Linked DNA regions of Mus musculus: region 2 is linked to region 1. A link is a loop called in an ENCODE intact Hi-C map of the cell type or tissue named here. Cell type or tissue: gastrocnemius. All regions are shown on one strand. Links, peaks and the distances in the headings refer to the core of each region. The heading gives the core; the rest is flanking DNA.

Region 1 (10,449 bases), core at 1,592-9,591:
CCACAAGACCATGCCCCCCCCCTTATTTTCTGAGAATTTAAAAGCAAATCTCAGCCCTTAACTGCCTTTATAAACTTCAGTCCATCTCTAACGCACACGACCTGATCTCTTTGGGGGGTGGGGATGTGGGTGATGCTCTGTGCTATGTTTGATCATCAGCTCTGTTTTTATGATGGAGAAGTACACAGAGCACACAGCTGAACAAGCAGTGGCTTCAGAAACATCAAAATCCAGACCCAGATCTGGAAGTGGGTCCCTTATACAGCACTGGCCACTGGCCCTTGAGGCTATTGATCTAGGAGCTCCTAGGAATGGAGTCTCTGAGTAGCCATCGCTCTGACTAGATCGTCTGTGCTGTGGAGTAACCATATCAGGACGTCCTTACTGGCTCTCCCCTCCCCTCTTCCCCTCCTCTCCTTTCCCCTTTCTTCTGCCTCCCAAGTGCTGGGATTGCAGGTGTGTGCTACCAGGCTGGGCTAAAGTTCCCTTCCTTTGTGTGTGGATTTGTCTGCCTCGTGTGTGTGTGTGTGTGTGTGTGTGTGTGTGTGTGTGTGTGTGAAGGTGAACCTCAGGTGTTCTTGTCTGATCAGGAATTTGCCAAGGCTGGTCAGGCAGGGAGCCTCAGGGAGCCCATGACCTCCCAGTGCTGGGATTTCAGGTGTGCACCACTATGCCTGGTCCTCATGTCCGAGAATTGACCACTGAACCATCCTCCCAGTCCATCTTTCTCTTTTAAGGCTGAGTAATATTCCTTTGTATCTCTAGACTGTTGCACCTCTTACCTGCCCACCTAGCAATGGGACTCATGCTGGCTCCCTTCTGTGTATGAAGCCACACTAAGCATGGGTATACAAGTGTCCCCTCGGACACCCCCTTCAGTTCTTTGGAGATTATATTCTAAGTCAGAATTGCTGGAATTTCAGGTTTCACTAAACTTTTCTGTTGTTTAAAGCCCTCTCTGCTCTCCGTTTCCCTTGCTCTTCCCCCGGCATGGTAAGCCCACTCCTGCCATCCCAGCAGCTGGGAAGTGGAGGCAGGAGGATCAGAGATTCAAGATCATCTTCAACTACATAGAAAATTTCAGGCCAGCCTGGTCTGCAGAGCAAAATCCTGTTTTAAAGAAAAACCAAACAAAACCCCCCAAAGACCGGTGCTGTGTCTTGGTGAAGCACTGGCCCAGCTTGTACTAGGTCCTGTGTTCTACCCCAGCACCACAGAAACCCAGGTGTGGTGGGTGATGCAGATCTGTAAGTCCAGCATTGGAGATGCAGAGGTAGGAGTTCTTGGCTACATAGAAAACTGAAGGTCAGCTTGGGCTATGAAATTTTGTCTCAAAAAACAACCCCTCCTCCAACTGAACAAAACCAAACCTCTCTCTAAAAACATAAAGAGATAAAGGGGTTGTTGAGGCAGGCTAAGGGTTTGCTCAGTGGTCATGAACTCTTCCCAATCATAAGGACTGGGGTTCAGATCGCAGCACTCCCCTCAGGTGGCTCACAAATGCCTGTGACTCCAGCTCCAAGGGATCTGGTCTCCAAGGGTATCAGTGAGCACACACACACACACACACACACACACACACACACACACACACACACACACACACACTCACTCACACACTCAAATCCTTTGTAAAATAAAGGAAGGAAAGAAGGAAGGGAGTGAGGAAGAGAGAAAGAAAGAGGGAAGAGAAAGAGAGGGGAGAGGAAGGAGAGGAGTGAGGAGAGAGGAGAAAGAGACCCCCAGTGGGTCCTACAGTGTGTGCCTGGGTTATCTGAGCTGCTTCTGTGGTCCTGTGGCTGAAACTCCCCACCTGGAGTTTCACCTTGGAGCTAAGGAGCAAGGTTAGCCACCTGGGCAATGACTGAGATCCTCCATCATCAGTTCTGGCTACCCTTTGTTGACAAGCAAATTAGATCAGTACTGTTTGGTGTCTCTTAGGATGAGTGGAGTCTCTCCTTCCCTCCTTTTGAGACAGGGTGTCAGTCTACAGCCCAGGCTGGTCTGGCACTGAGTGACCCTCCTGCTTGGTACCCAGTGCTGGGACTGCAGATGTGCCCCCAACGCCTGATTCTGTCTAGTTTTCCCACCACCCTTTGACAGCCTCACTGTGTAGCCCAGGCAGGTCTTAGATCCTCTTACCTCAGCCCCTGGAATGCTGGCATTATATACACAGCCCACCACACTCCACCAGCTCAATAATTTCTTACTCTTACAGGAAACTATAGAAGAAATAGAATCTTGAAACCATATCTGTAAGCTCTTCAAGGATATAGGAATTAATTCTTTTAACGTTTAAAAGTATTTATTTTATATGCATGTCTGTGTGCCATGCTTATTCAAACCCCAGAAGTTCCCAGCAACCACAATGGCAGCTCATAACCATCTGTGACTTTAGCCCCAGGTCCTCTGGAAGAACAACCAGTGGTCCTAATCACTGAGCCATCTTTCCAGATCTCTCTCTCCCCCGCCCCCACTTTTTTCTTAAACTTGCATGGATGGGCTGGGGATAGGAGTGGTGGGGTGCTGGCCTAGCATCCTTGCAGCCTGAGGCTCCATCCCCAGACCCTCCAGAAAGCTCCACTGTTGCTGACTCACTCTCTGTCTAGTGAAGCCTGTGATGGCCACCAGATCCACATGTGCATGGGAGCCTGAATCCACCTGAGCTCACTGAGAAATGAGGGAGAAGCCGGTGAGCTATGATAACTATCACTTTAGACATACCGCAGGGAGCGAATAGCTGAAATCCTTTCTTTTAGCTGTTTTCAGGTGATGTTATTACTAACCTGTGCTGCAGACTCACAGCTTCCAAGGCTGCAGTCCATGCTCACCAGCTTCAGTTTCTGGGCTGTATTTGTGATGAGGCACGTCATGGTGTGTTGCATATGGTGAGGCAGAACTCACTGAGAGGTATTCTGGGAGGAGAGAGGGATCGGGGTTCTAAATCCCTGTTGGGGGTCAATCCCCTGTGACTTCAGTTTCTTCACTAGACCCCACCCCTCACTGGTCCCATCCATCACTCCCGAACACCAGCACGGGCTTCAGCATGTAGCCTTCGGGGCTCATCTCAGCAGTCCAGACTTTAGGAGTTTTATGAGTACTTACCTGGACATTCACGGTCAGTGTGTGGAGATGCATATGACTGCAGATATGTGTATGTTTGCATGCAGGTGTGTGCTGAGCCAGAGGACAACCTTGGTGACCTTCCCCAGGTGCCCAAGGAGGTCACCAGCAGACCTTGCGGTGAGCTCTGCCTCACTTCCCAGAGGGGGGCTTTTTAAAATTTAAGTCTGAGAGACTTAAATTAAAGATTTATTAAATTAAATTAAAGATTTATTTATTTTATTTATATGAGAACACTGTGGCTGTCTTCAGACACTCCAGAAGAGGCATCAGATCCCATTACAGATGGTTGTGAGCCACCACGTGGTTGCTGGGAATTGAACTCAGGACCTCCGGAAGAGCAGTTAGTGTTCTCAACCGCCAGAGCCTTCTCTCCAGCCCGCAGGGAGCGCTCTTAACTATGAGCCTTGTTGGTTTAGCCCCAGCACACACTGCCTGCCACTGCTGGAATTTTACATTGGTTCTCAGGTCCTAAGCTTGTGTAACAAGCGCTTTACTGTGTGAGCTGTCTCCTCAGCATCATCCCCCTTAGTGTTTTTATGAGACACCATTTCCTTACTCCCGGGAACATTTGGCGATAATTTTACCTCAAACAGCGGAACTGTGTGTGTTTGTCTGGCTCCCCGTGTTGAAAAATGCATCCTTTAGAACCTTTTAGGAACTGCGTTTGCGGACCAGTGGTTTAGAACCGCCGGGTTCCCGCTTGAAGGTTCTGTGGCAGACCACCAGGAGGCGCTGTGGTCCACGAGCTGAGCAGGTACCAGGCCTCAGAAGCCGAAAACGCAGATCCCAGGTTGTGTCTCCTGGCCTTTCGCTTCCCAGCTTTAGGGAGCAGTGTTCTGAGACACTGGTCGCAGAGCCCTCAAGACGTCATTTCTCACCATACCAGTCCTCACACAAACCAGTTCTTTTTAAATGCGAAATGAATCTGGTAAAGATCAGTTGCAGGCAGGCTAGCTGGGCTTTATGCACAAGTTTGGAGACCTGAATTCAATTCCTGGAACCTGTGTAAATGTGCCAGGAGCGACACGGTTCCACATTACCGTCTGAACCCTCTCTGCATGCTGTGGCTCAGGTGTGAGAGCACTCACATACACAATAATAATAAAGGAAAAACTTCCAAGATCAATTGCAAGGGATTGTGGCTGTCTTAGTGGCTGGACTCTCGCCTGGCATGTGGACAGAGTTTGAATCCCAGGTCTATCAGGGTCTACGCGGCTGACCCTGAGAGCGGAAAACCTCGTCCTCTCTATGGTCTGGTTTCCTTGTCTGTAAAGTTGAGACAGCGATAGCATCCAGCTCTGGGTGGCAAACATTTCCTTTTGTTCGTGGGTCTATACATGTTTGTGCGTGCAGGCGTGTATACACACGTGAGCATGCATGTGGAGGTCAGAGGTCAATCACAAGCATAATTTCTCAGGAGACCTCCACTCTGGTTTTGTTTTGTTTTGTTTTGTTTTGTTTTGTTTTGTTTTGTTTTAGTTTTTAAAGAAAGGTCTCTCTCTGTAACCCTGGCTGTGCTGTTCACTATGTACACCCGGCCGACCTGAACTCACAGAAATCTACCTGCCTCTGCCTCCTGAGTGTTGAGATTAAAGACATGTGCCATTTATGCCTGGCTTCCACTCTGGTTTTTAACACAAGTCTCTCATTGGGTCCTGGGGCTCATCATTAGGCTAGCTGTCTGCTCTGCAGCCCCAGCAACCCTGGGATCCTCCGGTCTCCCCTCCCCCTCCCCCTCCCCATGCTAGGGATACAAGGCTGCAAGATGTCTGGCTTTTTCCATGGGTCCTGGGGATGAAGCTCAGGTCCTCATGCTCAGAAGGCTTTCCGCACTGATTCTTCTCTGCAGCCTCAGGCGGCAGCTTCTCTACAGTGTGGGCTCAAAGACACTTGGCGTACATTCTCTGTACCAGGCAGAAGGGACAAATGGTCTCAGGGCCTCGTCTCCATAAGGAAAAGAAAAGAGATGAAACCTGGCTTTTAGACAGGACCTGCTTAGGAATCAGAACGCTTTCTTTCTATTCTTTCTTTCTTTTTTTTTTTAAGGGAAGGAAGGTTGAACAATTCTAGCCTAGTTGATATTAAAAAGAAATAGGTCTGGTCCCAGGGCGCTGCTTCTCCAGTGCAGCTGGCTGGCTTGCAGGGCAGAGAGACCCTCTTTTTGTCCTTTGAATAGTGGCCTTGGCTTCAAGCCACAAAGGAAGGTCTACAGAGGCTCTGGGGTGTCCCTCCCCCCCCCCCAGTGCCTGGCAGGCTCTCCATGCTCTATGCTGGCTCCTAAGTGTCTTGCAAGCACATGTCCCTGAAGTCTCCCTCCTGGCATAGGACTTTTGATGTAGGATTCACTTGTGCCTTAGGTCTCAAGTCTATAACAGTGCTGATCCATCCTTCCTCTTTGTGGGGTCCATGAGCTTACGCTGGCCCGTCTCTCCCTGGCTTTCACCACCAGCACAGGACGATTCTGAGCTTACAACGCCTATCACTTAGGTTTTGAGGCAGGGTCTCTGACTGACCTAGAACTTGTTCATGAGGCTGGGCTGGCTGGTTGGTGACCCCAAGGGCTCTGCCTGTCTCCACAGCCCCAGTGCTGAGATTACACACTTGTGCCACCCTGCCTAGCTTTTATAATCATCATTGTTATTATTTTTATTATTACATTTATATTTTTTGTGTTTATGAGGTTGCATATCAGGGTACACATGTGGAGGTTGGGGGACTTTTTGAAGTCATTCTCTCCTTCCATCACGCAGATCCTGGGGTTCAAACTCAGACCCTCAGTTTTGGTAGGCGACTCCTTTATCCGTTGAGCCACCTTGCTAGACCTGACCTGCCTATATATACATGTATGTATGTATGTATGTATGTATGTATGTATGTATGTATGTGAGACTTTTGCCTACATGTGTGTATTTGTACTGAATGCATGCCTGATTTTTGCAGAGGTCAGAAGAGGGCACCAGAAACCCTGGAAAATGGTGTTACTGACGGTTATGAGCCTCTGTGTGGACCTGGGAACTGAACCTGGGTCCTCTGCAAGAGTAGCAAATACTTATAACCTCTGAGCCATTTCTCAAGTTCTTTCATTCCCTTCTAATGTGTATATGTGTATTCCTGTGCATGGATTTGTGCACAAGAATGAGTCCCCAAATAGGCCAGGATAGGTCACTGGATTTCTGGAACTGGAGTTAGATATGCTATGAGCCACACCCTGCATGAGTTTTGGGAACCAAACTCAACATCCTTAGTGTTCGAGCCACTTCTCCAGCTCTGTTGCTTTGTGCTGCTGCCTCTTCCTCCTTCCCCTCCCCTCCTCTTCCTCCTCTTCCTCCTCTTCCTCTTCTTCCTTCTCTTCTTCTTCCTCTTCCTCCTCCTCCTCCTCCTCCTTTTTAAATGTATGTTCTGAATCTCAGACTCATGTCTTCATAAGAATTTTGGCATCTGTGCCCTTTCCCCAGCCGAGGTCACACTTCTGTGTACTTTAACCCATATTCAGTGCCTTACCCTCTCCCACTTATGCTCATCTGAGGCTCTCTCTAGCTCTTCATTTGCAGTTTGGATGTCACAAATCCACTTTGGGGTGAAAACACAGTTCAACACAAACAGATCAAAAGCAAAGCATGCCCAGAGCTTCCTGGGAGCAGAGTAATCCTGGTCTGATTCCAGTATGGATTCTCATTCCTTGAGGTCCAGTGGCTTCCCGTGAGGAAGCACAGTCTAGATGATTGTTCAGATACCGAGATGGTCGCATCCCAGCCAGTAGAGAGCAGTTGCTTTCTTGTGAGAAAGCTCCCTGATCCTTCCAGGTCCCTTGCTGGGTCTCAGATGCATCCAGAGCATCCATATTCTAGAAGTGATGTCATTTGCAGGTATAGGGAAGGGACCCCAGCCACAGATGCTCAACCCCTTTCCAGAATATGATGGCGAATCTACTTAGAACTTGTGTGCCCATCCCAGACACACTAAGGGGACTTCAAGTGACAGGATGCAGCTGAAGTAGAAAGCTGGGCAGGTGAAATCCACACCAGGCCTCATAAGTCCTCCACAGTCCAGGGAAGGCAAGGGATCCCCCCTTCTCTGAATTGATTTCAGATGATTGTAGCAGACAGAAAGAAAGTAATCACATTAAAAGGTGTTTGAAATCCTAGAGCTCTGCAAAAACAAACCAAACAAAACCTAGCAGATTTTTTGTTGTTTTGTTTTGTTTTTGCTCTTATTTCACCCGGTGTGTGTTTAGCACAGGGGCCATTTCCCCTCCTAGATACATTCAATCTCCAGATGGTTGAGTCTGTAGACCCAGAGAGCCAACCATTTTTTAAGTGCATCTTGGATTTCCACATCTGACCAGGTAAGTAGAGCACACGGCTGAGTGGGAAGGCCTGGGACCAGGGTGTGGCTCTGTGGTTACAGAAAGCAGAGCTGCTGCCCTGGCCCTGAGAGTGACTTCTGGGAGAAGCCTCTCTGCTCTACCCTTGAGTTTCATGGGGACCAGGTGACAAGGTGAAGTCACTAAGGATGTGAGAAGCAGAATCATTAGAACCAGCTATGTGTTGGGTTAGGGTATTGCTATGAAGCCAGGCTGTTCTGAAACTCTCTAGCCTTCTGTCTCAGTTTCTGGAGTGTAAAGATGTTGGCCTGTGTCACCATGCCAGGCTACACTGATGGCTCTGACCATGTTTTGAGCCATGAGTACTCTGCAGTCCGGTGAAGTCAAGGGACCCACCTCTCTGAATGATCAAACCAGACGGAGGAAGTCAATCATGTTGAAAGCATTTGAGATCCTGGAGTTGTCACAGACATGTTTCTCTAAGTGCTATGTACAGCAGAGCCGGTGGCAGATCAGAGAGGCCAAAGTAGTGGAAGTGAATGGGCTTTCAGAACCTCTTCTGGGTGACATAAACACTGTCTCTATTGGCAACAAAGTCACAAGGATCCTGCTGATCCCACTGCCACCTGTTGCTTTGAAGTGTCACTGCAGCTAGAAATGGTGAAAGAAAGATGTGAAATTTTTTCCATCCAGATTGCAGACTTTGTAAATTAAAATTAAAATTAAAAATAAAAATTAAAAAAAATACTGGGCATGGTTATACAGGCTATCACCCAGCATTTGGGAGTCTGAGGCAAAAAGATAGAGTGGCAGAGACTAGCCTAGGCTATGTAGACAGGGCTTTATATAAAAACAATCAAACAACCTCCAATAAATAAAGTGACAGGTAAAGAAAGAAGTGAGTTCAGAGGGAACACTGAAATTTCTTGATGGAAGAGGTGGTTAAAAAAAAAAGGAGGAAGCTAGGAGACTATAACAGGTTGGGACACAGCCTGAGAGGGCTCAGAGGTTAGCAGCACTCACTGCTCCTACAGAGGACCCAGGTTCAGTTCCTAGAACCTCTGTCAGTTAGCTCACAATGGCTTGTAGCTTCAGCTCGAGGAAGATCTGATGCCTTTGGCTTCTGGCCTCTTTGAGCACTGAACTTACATGGCATGCATTCACATGGAAACAGAGACACATATAACTAAAAATATAAATAAAAACGGGACTAGAGAGATGCTCAGTGGTTAAAACCACTTGTTGCATCTGTAGACAACCAGGTTCAGCTCCCAGCACCCACATAATGGCTCACAACCATCTGTAACTCCAGTTCCAGGGAATCTGATGCCCTCTTCTGGCCTCTTTGGGCACAAAGTATGCATATGGTGCACAGACTTACATGCAGCCAAAATGAATAAATATTTTATTTATATAAAATGAATAAATATTTTTAAAATTTAAAAATAAGTCTTTTAAGAAAAAGAAACCAGGGGAAAGTCAAAGGGGGCCAAGGGCTAGAGGTTGGGGAAACTGAGGAACAGTGTGGTTATGCCTTTGGGCTTAGGAGCCACAGCACCCAACATCAAGTCTTGATCCAAGTTCACTGCACCCTTGTAATGTTAATGTACTTGCTCACACCCCACTCCTGGTACCAATCGCAGACTCCATTGATTTCTGTGGTACCTTACGGGCTCTTTTCCTCATTTGTGACATTGCATTGCCCACTTTAGAGTGGTGGTGTCAGAATGGAGTGAGCCAATGAGTACCCCCAAAGCACTCAGATCCTAGACCCTCAGTTCCAGGACTCCTGTGAATACCCATGTTGTTCATTAGTTCCTTAGTATTCACTGAAAACAGTTTTAACTTTACTTGAATGGATCAAACAGTCATGCAGAGTTGGGCATTATGATGTGGTGTTTCAATCTGGTGCACAGCACTGGAAAAGTCAAAGGCATTACTGTGTCCATCATCTCCCAAGCTTCACATTGAAAACGAGGCTCTGAATACATCAGGGATCTTCTGTGTCTGTTCTCCCTCCCTCCCTCCTCCCTCCCTTCTTCTTCCCTCCCTCTCTCCCTTCCCTTTTCCCTTTCTTCTTTCTTTTGGATGTGTGTGCTTGTGTGCACATGCACGTGGAGGCCCAGGTATCCTCAGGTTCCTTTTATTAAGCAGGGCTTCCCTCTCATTGTCCTGGACCTTGCCATAGTGAGCCCCAGGACCCTGCCTGTCTCTGCTCCCAGTGTGTACATGCTGAGCAAGCATGTGCTTACACACTGAGCGAGCATGTGCTCACACACTCAGCTATTCTTTGTGTGGGTGCTGGGGCTCTAACTCAGGTCCTTCTGCTTGTGTGGCAAGCACTGCTTTTATTTAAGGCATCTTTCTGACCCCATGAGGAAATCCCTTACTCGCTGTTTTGTTTTTTGAGGCAGGCTTGTGCTTTGTAGCCAAGGCCAACCTCACACTTGTGCCTCCTGAGTGTGGGCTCAGAGGTGTCCAACCCCATGTCTGGCTGCTGTTGTTTGCTTTTGTTGCTTCTCAGAACTGCAAGGGGTGTGAGCTTTCAGTACAGTCCAGTTGAGGCCTGGCTAACCTTCTAACTCCCTCTGCACTCCTCCTCTTTGGATTAACTTTGACTGGCTTCTCCTGCAACCCAGTGAGACACAGTTAATAAAAATTACAGCAAGACTGGCTTCCAAGAGGTGCCTGCCCCTTCCTGCCCCTTCCCATCCTCCATCCTTCCTTCACGTCTTTCCTTCTTTCCTTCTTTCTTTCTTTCTTTCTTTCTTTCTTTCTTTCTTTCTTTCTTTCTTTCTTTCTTTCTTTCTTTCTTTCTTCCTTCCTTCCTTCCTTCCTTCCTTCCTTCCTTCCTTCCTTCCTTCCTTCCTTCCTTCCTTCCTTCCTTCCTTCCTTCCTTCCTTTCTTTCTTTCTTTCTTTCTTTCTTTCTTTCTTTCTTTCTTTCTTTCTTTCTTTTAGAAACAGGTGCCAGTCTGTGGCCCAGGACAACCTGAAAGAC
Region 2 (10,449 bases), core at 1,605-9,604, 150 kb after region 1:
CATTGTCCTCACAGGGCAGAGAGTGGAGAACGCCTCTTCACCTGAGCTCTTTTCCTGACATGGTCTCACAATGTAGCCCTGGCTGGCCTACAATTCACAGATCTGCCAACCTCAGCCTCCCAAATGCTTGTGTTCAAGGTGTGCGACACACATCCCATCTACCATTGAGCGCTCTATGAAGACCTATCTATCCATCCACTAAGGTGCTTTCTTCCTGGTTTAACCCCCTTTCCTGGGAAGACCAGGTTCCAGCAGACATGTTTCTTGGGTTCTGTGTATAGCAGAAGGTGGATTTGTACAACCCCAGATGACTGAGAGACAGCCCTGCTCCCAGGTTTCACCTTGGTAGCACTTGTGAATCTTAGAAGCATGGGTCTCGTGTAGGCTGGGATAGGGAGTCACAGAATCTTCCATCATCGCCAGAGCTTTCCACGCTCACGGCCTCTTCATCCCACTCTCTCGGCTGACAGCCTCACTGATCACCCCAAGCCCCAGGCCCAAGACTGCCCACACGCTTCTCTCCTTATTCACAAGGGCATGGCAGTCACGGCCTCTGTTAATACTTACTGATGCGGACGGGAACATGCCGCACAAACCCAAGGTCCTGAGTTCAGATCCTCAGAACTCATGCAAATGGCAGGTGTGCCAGCTCCCAGTCTGATGATGTGAACAAGGTAGATGAGAGATGGAAAATGAGATCAGCCTCTGGCCTCCACCTGCACGCACATGCAATCACACCACGTTGGGGGGGGGGAGGGGTAAGGGGGCGGATGGCAGAAGAAGAAATTCGTGCTTACATACTTCCAACCAGCAGAGAACGTGATACTCCTCCCCACCCACAGCCACACCCCGGTGGAAGCTGATCCCGAAAGAATTTAGCTGCAATAGCATAATGAATGAGATGAAGACGAGGCAGCAGACATCGTTCCAGAGGCTCACACACAGCCCAGAAATCCCCTCCCCCCCAAAAGAGAAGTAGTTACCATCTCCAGTTCACTCAGGAAACTGAGGCCCAGAGGGATGAGATGAGTTGTCCAAGGCTACACAACTGGTGATTAGAACAGTTTGGATCTGGACCCTTTGAGACCCTCATTACAGAAAGTATGGAGGACACTTGATTGTAGGGTTGGATCTTTAGCATGGCCACACCCGTATGAAGTCTTTCCAGCTTCCTGATCGTTCTTCACTTTAGGGATTTTTTTTGGTCTCCCTATGGTCAACAACACTTCCAAAATGTCTTCCAGTCATCACATCAAGACACAAGGCCAACAACCACAGACAGGAAGAGAAAGGGCTGTTTCCTGACGTTTGACTCTTCTCCAGGAGAAACTCTTTCCCGGAAATACCCAGCAAACTGACTTGGGCTCTGGTATCATGTAACTAGGTCATATGACCAGCACACCCATAGCAAGGCATGCTCTGCCACCAAGAGAGAGTGGGAAGTCCTTGAGTGGTTCATGTAGCCCATGAGTCTTTGCTTTAAACTTCCGGGCCTCCCGTCTCTCCTAGAGGAGAGTCTGTTATCGTCTAATATCTCCACAGTTGTGTATCTTTACCTCTCCATCATTTGTGCATTCAACAAACACTTGCTGAGAACTTAATGTTTGTCAAACTTACCTTGAGGTGCTGATGGGCACCCCGGTCCCTCCAGAGTGGCCGTGCAGGAGCACCACTGTCCACGGTGCCCATGGGTGGCTGTGGTGCTCCACATGTGACCACTCTAGCTGAATTTTTTGTTTCTTTGTTTAATTTCAGTCAGTTTAGATGCATATTTAAAAGCTGTAGGGAAGCTCTACCACTCCAGCACTTGGAGGGACAGAATCAGCCTGAGCTCTCATAAGCAATGAGTGCTTTCATAAACCCATAGTAAGTCGGGCCGCTGGTTACCTATGGGCAGCCCTGCTCCTGGATGCCACAGGGCCTGCCGTTGGAGTCCTTCTGAGATGTGTAAATGCATGTACCCAGGGACTGGCTGCTCTTGCAGAGGACTCCGTGCCCACGTTGGACAGCTCACAACTGCCTTTAACTCCAGCTACTGGTGATCCACTGCCCTCCTCTGGCTGCCACAGGTGGACAGCTCACAACTGCCTTTAACTCCAGCTACTGGTGATCCACTGCCCTCCTCTGGCTGCCACAGGCAACTACATTCACATGCGTCTGTACAACCAAACACACACACACACACACACACACACACACACACACACACACACGTACGCACATACACATGATTAAAAATAAAACAAATCTTAAATAAACCCATGTACTCAAGTCTGTCCTGAGAGCTCTCTCTTCTCACAGCAGTTAGAAACCTGGTCTTGGGGGTGGCTGCCCTTGGTCTTCTGAGTCCTGCTGGTGCTGCTCTGAACCCCAGTGACGTCCTCCTCAGAGACCCTGGCTCTTGGCCCCCGGGGATGCCGCTGTCTTCCACTTGGACTTTCCTCCCTCCTCCCACGTCTGTATCCTCATCCTCTCCTCTGCTCTTCCTATGGCGTCCTCCAGAGGCCTGAGGTGGCCAGCCCTCGCTGCATGCCTGCTTTGTACTTAGTGTTTCTTCTCCAGGGGTCCCTTTTCTACTGCTCCTGTCTGCTTGGGGACACTCGGGAGCCTGTCACCCTGTCCCCTGTCATGCTGTACCACTCACCCACAAAGTATTTAGGAAGCAGAAGATGCTTCGGGACAGAGGAAAGGTGTCTGTCCTCTGAGAGAGGAAGTGGGGTGCTGCTTTGCGCACAGATGCATCTCAGTTTGGACCAGGATTTGAAATGCAGCGAGGTGAAGAAGAGAGGCAAGGGAGCCACAGTGTTCCTGACACCTGAAAGAAGAGAGTCGGCTCTGGGAGCAGTGAAGACTGAGCTAAGCAAACTCTCATGGTTGTGCTACAGGATTCTCTTAGAAGTCTCACACACAGTGGAAGTGTGTGTGTGTGTGTGTGTGTGTGAGAGAGAGAGAGAGAGAGAGAGAGAGAGAGAGAGAAAGAGACAGACAGAGAGAGAGGAATGTATGTATGTGTGCATATATATGTACACACATGCGTGTATGTGTGTGTGTGAGTGCATGCTTATATGTGTGTGTGAGTGTGTGTGAGAGAGACAGAGAGAGAATGTATGTATGTGTGAGTGCATATGTATGTGTTTTTGTGTGTGTGCATATGTATATACACACATATGTGTGAGTGTGAGTGTTTGTGTGTGTGTGTGTATTTCTTTGGTTGTTTTGTTTTTGAAGCAGGATCTCACTATATAGACCAACCTGGCCTGGAATTTACAGAGATCCACCTGTCTCTGCCCCAAGAGCGGGGATTAAAGGCCTAGCCACCGTGCCTGGCTCTACGGGAAGGCCTTTAACACAGACACCTCCAGTTCAGCCTGCCTTCCTTCAAGTCCTGATATCCCCATGAGCCTCCTCCTTCCTTGTCTTTCCTATCTCCATTGGTACCAGCTCTTTGACCCACACCAAACCCTGGCGTCACCTTAGTCTTTCCCTTTCCCACACAACGCTTACTCCCTGGTCAGATGCTCGGGGGAATTGGAACTCCTCACCACCAGGCTCTCCCGTCAGCTGTTCACTGTGGCGCTCCCTGAAAGCCTGGTACCTAAGTTTCTGTGGAATGAACAAACGAGTGTCTTTTGTTCTCCACCGCGACCCTCCCCCATCCAAGTAGTCTCTTGAAGGTCAGGCTCTGCAGGGTGGGAGTGTGAGGCTGTTCACACCTATGGTCCTGAGTTCGAGTTCCTTCTTGGTGTGACTAAGATCTTTGGTGTGACACTGATTTCTGCGAGTCTTGGCATCCTCCTCTGTAAAATGGGCCGTGAGCGACTGGCAGCCTCGGATGCAGGCCGGATGCAGCGCACCCAGGCAGGCTCCCTGATGCACAGCGTTAATGGCAGCTATATATAAACCAGGGCCTCCTTTGTACTCCCACCGCCTCTGCCCTACTTCTAGCCCTCATTACACCGGCCGCTCTCACAGCTCCTTCCTCACTCGGGCTTCATCGCCACCAATCTGTCCTCTCAGCTGTCAAGCTTGTCTTCCCCTTGCCAGCCCTAATCATGTCCCTCCTCTGCTCCACAACCTCCTGTGACTCTCACTGTCCACAGGGCAAGACACTCCCGATAGTCCCCAGGTCACAGCCTCCTGATTTCTACACTTCCAATTCCTGCCATCCTTCTGGGGAAGTGGGCAAGGGGACCGGAGCTCCAACCTCTTGGGAGTCAGTTGAAGTCATGCTGGGTGTGAGAGAGGCCAGTGCTGGTGCTGTTCTGAGGCCTGGGCCAGCTAAGGCCAAGGTCTCACAGTGTAGTGAGTTCATCTGGGGCAGCTCTGGGGCCTGGGTCTGAGAGTTTGTGACTGCGCCCTGGATCTGAGCTCCCTGGCTCTGTGCTCTGCTGTTGGGGGCCTCCATTTCCCAGTTTCCTGCCTCCTAATTCAGGAGCCACAGAGGACCTTTCACTTGGATCTGTGTGCCATCCTTGGGCTAATTGCATATCTAACACCAGCCCTGGCCATGCCCAGTTCCTATCACCAGCCCACCCTCAGGTTCTGGCCTTGCCCCACCCTGGTATTTGTTTCGTTTGTTCATTTGTATGTTTTAGTTCCAGGGTAGCCTTGAACTCCTTTTGTGTCTTTGAAGAATGATGATAAGTTGGGGGAGGGGGTTGGAGCAGAATGAGCAGAGTCTGAGGGTGGGTGAGGGAAAGGATGGGGCCAATGGCGCAGGGCTTTGGAGAGCAGCAGGAGGACTCAGCTTTTGCTGAGGAAGGTCTAAGAAGACAAGAGACATGATGGGGGTGCTGTGACAGTACAATCCCAGCTGGGTACAGTGTCCTATGTCTGTGGTCCCAGCCCCTGGGAGGCTGCGGCAGAATGATCACAGGTTTAAAGCCAGCATGGGTTACAAGTGAGAACCTGTCCCAAAGAGCCAAGGGTCAAAGGTGTATCTCAGCAGCAGGGGGCTTGCTCAGCATGGCTGTGGCCTTGGAGTCAGTACTACAAGCAACAATGATTAGTACTGGTATGTTAGAGCTGGGGATCTAGCCTGGAGGCTGAGTGTGTGTGACTGGGAGTGGTGGTTCATACCCATTATCCCAGTACATAAGGGGAGGCAGGAAAGCTGGTCCCAGTTCAGGACCAACATGGGCTGCAAAGTAAAACCTTGCCTTAAACATATGTATGTTGTACAAATATATATATATATATATATATATATATATATATACACACACATATATATATGTATATATATACACACACACATATGTATGTATATATGTATACACACACACATATATATATACACACATATATGTGTGTATATGTATGTATGTATATATGTGTATATAAATAATTTAAGATGTGTGTATATATACATATATATATAAAGACCTCCCCTTTAAATTTTATATATATAAAATTTAAGACGTGTGTGTGTGTGTGTGTGTGTGTGTGTAGAGGTGCATCTCCTTAATCTCATCATGCCTCATGCAGTAGCAAGAAAGAAATCCCGTGTCAAACAAGAGCAAAGACAAAGGCAGGCATCTGAAGGTTGTCCCCTAACCTACATATGCAGCCCGGGGCAGTGCGTGCCCATACACACAATCCACAGGAGGATACATGCAGGTTTGACATAAATAGCACGCCATTCCATAGAAGGAATGTGGGCTCCTTGCCTCATTATGGCATTGGGTCATCCTGGAAGCATTCACTGTGGATAACAGAGAATGGTTGAACTTTGAATAGAAGATGGTAACTATATTGTGGAATTAACGTTACCTGTTCCTTTTATTTGTTTAATATGGAAGCATTAAATATATTTGTTTAATGTGGAAAAGTTAGGTTTCTATTGGACAGTGCTGGTCTGTTCTCTTCTCCCTCCACTTGAGATGAAAGACATTGCCTTGTGGATGTTAGACAAACACTCTGACACTGAGCCACACCCCTACCCTCACTGGGGGATTCTAGGCAGGTGCTCTACCCCTGAGTCACACCCAGCCCCTCACTTGGGGATTCTAGGCAGGAACTCTACCCCATGATCCACACCTATCCCAACCTGGATAAGAGCACTGGGGTGCTGCCCCCAAGTGGTAAGGAGCTGTACTGGTGTAAATGCCACCACTTCCCTTACAACCCTCCCTTCCCCAGTCTGCCCCCCTCTCTCACGCATTTTTTCTCCTCGGTACACATCACTCTGACATTTGATGTGTTTACTGGGTTCTCTCAGCTTTCTCAACACACAAAGACCCTTAGCTCCTCTGTGCATGCTAAGCAACAGCTCTGTCTGCACAGAGAGAGGAGAGTGAGGCTCAGAAATAGAGTGGTGCCTGACAGGGGAAATCTGAAGAAGCCCAAAGAAAACTGCAACGTTGGGGTGAGCCAGGCATGGTTGGAATCCCAACAGTCAGGAGGCTGTACTACGAGAACGGCACAGCTCAGGCCTGCGCTGTATAGTAAGATTCTGTCTTCGTGTGTGTGTGTGTGTGTGTGTGTGTGTGTGTGTAGACTGAGACAGAAGGAATTCTATGAGTTCAGTAACAGCCTGGGCTACATAATAAGTATGCTACATTGTGATACTGTCATATATATGTATTTGCACTGTGGGGTGGTTCATGCTTTTAATCCTAGCACTCGGAAGGCAGAGTCTGCAGGAGGCTCTGTATGAGTTCACTCCAGACCTGTCAAAACTACACAGTGACATAGTGTCTCAGAAAAGTGTGTACAAACACACTTAATCTTTATCATATATAAAACAAGCATTTTGTGGAGAAAGAGAAAAGAGAACTGGGTGTCACTGGCTGTCTCTGCTCTTCATGTACCCCAGGCTAGCTGGCCCATGGGCATCTTGGGACTAGAGGTATGTCCCCTCTCTGTGGGTACACATATGCACTCATATATCACACACACATGAAAAAGGGGGGATAATAAGTCACCTCTCGTTCCAAAGGACAGGAACCATCACTGTCACTCAGTGGGAGATAGAACTGAGCTGATGCTGAAGCTGTCTAATCCCCAGCTGAGGTACAACCCCACTCACCTGCCCTGACCCCAGCTTCTGTGTCTTACTGTCATTTTCTCTTGTAGCATCTTGGCCACTGTCGGGACGGAGTTTGACCTACGGACACTGAGGGCGGTTCGTGTGCTGCGGCCACTCAAGCTGGTGTCTGGAATCCCAAGTGCGTGAGTCTCCATCCTTCTAGAAGATTCTGCTTAGCCCCCCCCCATTCCCATCAGGGCATGCTCCCCATAGGGGTCCCAGGAACCAGGTCTATGTGGTCTCTGGAAGCAGACCAGAGGCCACACCTATTTATTGAGCACCTACAGTCTGCCAGGAGTCATGTTCTGCACATGGCTTCTTTAGCACCCAGAACCTATTATAGAAACTATTTTATAAGTGGGCACAGAGAGAGACTCGGGATGGCTGAATAGTTGGATTAGGGTCAGATTAAAGAGAAGGGGCTGAGTGAGAATTAGTCTTGCCTGGGTGGTAACCCTGTGATAGTGACTGATGGCAGTTAGTACCTGTGAATGGAGCACTGCACAGAGAGCCTCCAATGCTCTCGTTTTGCCACTGTACTCAATCAGTGGATATCCATTGCACAGATGAGAAGGGTGAGGCTCAGAGGAGTTCTTGACAGGCGGGTAGAATGAACACAGGGTCTGTGCACATTCTCCTGCACACTTGGTCTCCAGGGATGTCTGGGCTTCACGACATGGGGCAGGCTGTGGCACAGGCTCAGGATTCTGTCCCCAACATTCAAGCCAGACCAGATGCCGCCAGAGGGCTATTTCTAATCCATGTCCTCACCTGATAGAAATCAGAAAGCAGTTACTCTGGGTAGCTGAAGGATAGTTCTGCTCAAAGAATACTTACCACAATTGTGAGGAACTGAGTTTGGTCACAAAGAACCCTTGCAAAAGCAAACAAACAAACAAACAAAAAACAGCTGGGTATGGTGGTGACGTCTGTAATTCTGGTACTGGGAAGGTGGAGACTGAGGCTCCCTGGAGCTCACAGCCAGTGGGTCTAGCTGAATCAAGGAATACCAGGTTTATGAGATTCAAGGCAGATACCTGACACCTGTGCGCGCGCGCGCGCGCACACACACACACACGTACGCACACACGCTCATGCACAGAGCGGGGGGTGGAAATAAGTACCACACTGCCCCTGCACTATGTTCCACATATTGGCATCATTGACCTGAGTGACTCCCATCCAGATCTGAAGAGGTTTCTCTGGTGGGCTGATGTCTCTCAGTACTTGCCTCGCCATGGCTTCCCCCTCAGCACCATAAGAAAGTTCAAAATTAAAAAGATTTCCCAGCTGACTTCCAGCACATTTATTTTACAGGGAAAAGGAGCCCATAGCCAGGCTCTGGGAGCCCAGCAGGCATCTGTGTCCCATTAAATTAAGAGCAGGTGACAAGCCAGTACTAAGGAGCTGGTGTTACTCTCCCTGGTGGATAGGGCGAGGGAGACATTTGCTAGGATGAAGGGAGAGAACAAGAAGGTAAAGTGGCCTGCAGGCCTGCTTTCCATCCTTGGTCCCCATATGGAAAGCCCTGCATCCTATGAGTCATCCTTTGACCTGCATGTGTTCACTGTGATACACACACTCACACACTAGATAGATAGAAAAAGAAAGAAAGAAAGAAAGAAAGAAAGAAAGAAAGAAAGAAAGAAAGAAAGAAAGAAAGAAAGAAAAGATAGATAGATAGATAGATAGATAGATAGATAGATAGATAGATAGATAGATAGATAGATAGATAGATAGATGTAAAGGTGAGTTAGAGAGTTGGCCCACTGGTTAGTAGCATTGGCTGCTCTTCCAGAGGCCCAGGTTCAGTTCCCAGCATCCACATAGCAGCTCACAACTCCCGTTTTGGGAGTTCTGACACCCTCACACAGACAACCATGTAGGCAAAACACCAATGCACATTTTAAAAAGTCATTAAAGTTGGGCAGTAGTGGTGCATGTCTCTAGTCCCAGTACTTAAAAGGCAAAGGCAGGCAGATCTCTGTGAGTTCAAGGCTAGTCTGATCCACAGAGCTAGTTCCAGGACAGCCAAGGCTACACAAAGAAATCCTGTCTTGAAAAGCTAAATAATAATAATAACAATAATAACAAAAACACCTACCTGTGAAGAGCACAAGGAAGAGCCCCCTTACATAATCTGCCCAGTGTCCGTGGGCTCCCCACTCACAGGTTCAGGGGCTGAAACAGTCATGGGTGAACAGCCTGTCTGATCCAAGCACATGGCTTTCTTGACTTTGTCCCTGAACACCACAGTCTAAAAATTATTTACATAGTGTTAACAGTGTATGAGGTGTTAAGAGAAGAAGCTGGGTGCCGTGGCTCATGCCATTGATCCCAGCACTAGAGAAGCAGAAGCAGGCAGATTTCTGTGAACTTGAGGCCAATCTGGTCTACATAGAGAGTTCCAGGACAGTAAGGGCTACAGAGAGAAAACGTGTCTCAAAAGAAAAAAAAAGTTATCTCAAGATATTTAGGTGACACAGGAAGACATGTGTAGACTCTGCAAACAGCATCCACTTTATAGAGCAGACGCAGGTGTCCGCAGATACTCCTGTCTACGGGACCTCTGGATACTGCGCAGTCTGTGTACGGCACGGAGACTGTGGTCAGAATTTGGCCTGCTTCACAGGAAGTTAGAGTCTCAATCTTCTAGCTTGCAATGAGGGAAAAGGTGGGGGGGGGATTCAGGGAAAAGTTGTTGTAACATTTCTTGAGTTTTAGGGCTGTGGTGGGCTACAACATAGCTCAGTTGGTAAAGCACTTAACAGAAGCACTGATGATAACGGGACTTCGCTCCCTAAGACCCACAAAAGAGTAGAGAATGGACTCCAGGAAGTTTTCCTCTGACCTCTACAGATAACCACAATAATTAATTAAATTATCAAAACACTTAGAATCATGGAACTCTTCACATAGGATGAAATTTTAAGCATCTTTAGTTTTTAACCCCCTTCTGTCTCACAAAATACCTAAAATATCTATGGCTGTATCATCTAGTGAGGTAAAGACACTGATGGTGGGTCTGTGAGGATAAGGGCTTGCCTGGGCCCTGATCTGATGTTCACATCTGGATCCTCCACACCTAGCCCACCACAGCCCCCAGGGACCACCTGACCCCAGTGTCATCCTTCTCAACTGAGCTGCTCAGAACAGGGAAGCTTGTATGGGTAGTGCCTAGTAGCCTGGGCCAGGCTCACACAAGTGCAAATGCTTGACTTTGCTGTCTCTTGAGCCCACAGAGAAATCAAATATCCCTGAGCCCCACTTCCCAATCTGCTGCCTGCCTGGCTCATGGCCACAAGCTGATGAGTTTATTGGGAATCTAGTTCTTTGGAGTTGAGAGTTGAGGTGCTGGCTGCAGGCCTATACAGTCTTGCTGGTAACCCCGGGGAGGTTTTGGATGAAGGGAAAATGGG

Evidence for each region. Peaks named below come from ENCODE experiments on the same cell type or tissue, not always from the same donor. Only the 100,000 strongest peaks of a DNase experiment are listed, where the experiment ranks them.
Region 2: a loop joins it to region 1, with 2.9 times the contacts of the local background. A loop is called at or near these places in 32 of 42 quality-filtered maps.

What each region holds. Positions count from the first base shown.
Region 1 is chr8:84,360,059-84,370,507 of GRCm38, forward strand. It overlaps a transcript of Cacna1a not described here. Among named protein-coding and RNA genes, the nearest start is that of Gm23626, 15 kb to the right of the region's middle. In gastrocnemius, for the core only: a CTCF peak has its summit at 3,848 (motif pointing right); DNase peaks (open chromatin) are centred at 3,863 and 5,302.
Region 2 is chr8:84,507,886-84,518,334 of GRCm38, forward strand. Cacna1a (calcium channel, voltage-dependent, P/Q type, alpha 1A subunit) reads left to right here. Exons shown (of 47, transcript NM_007578.3): 4 at 7,078-7,169. Among named protein-coding and RNA genes, the nearest start is that of Gm32854, 76 kb to the right of the region's middle. In gastrocnemius, for the core only: CTCF peaks have their summits at 2,113 (motif pointing left) and 6,076 (motif pointing left); DNase peaks (open chromatin) are centred at 3,980 and 6,066.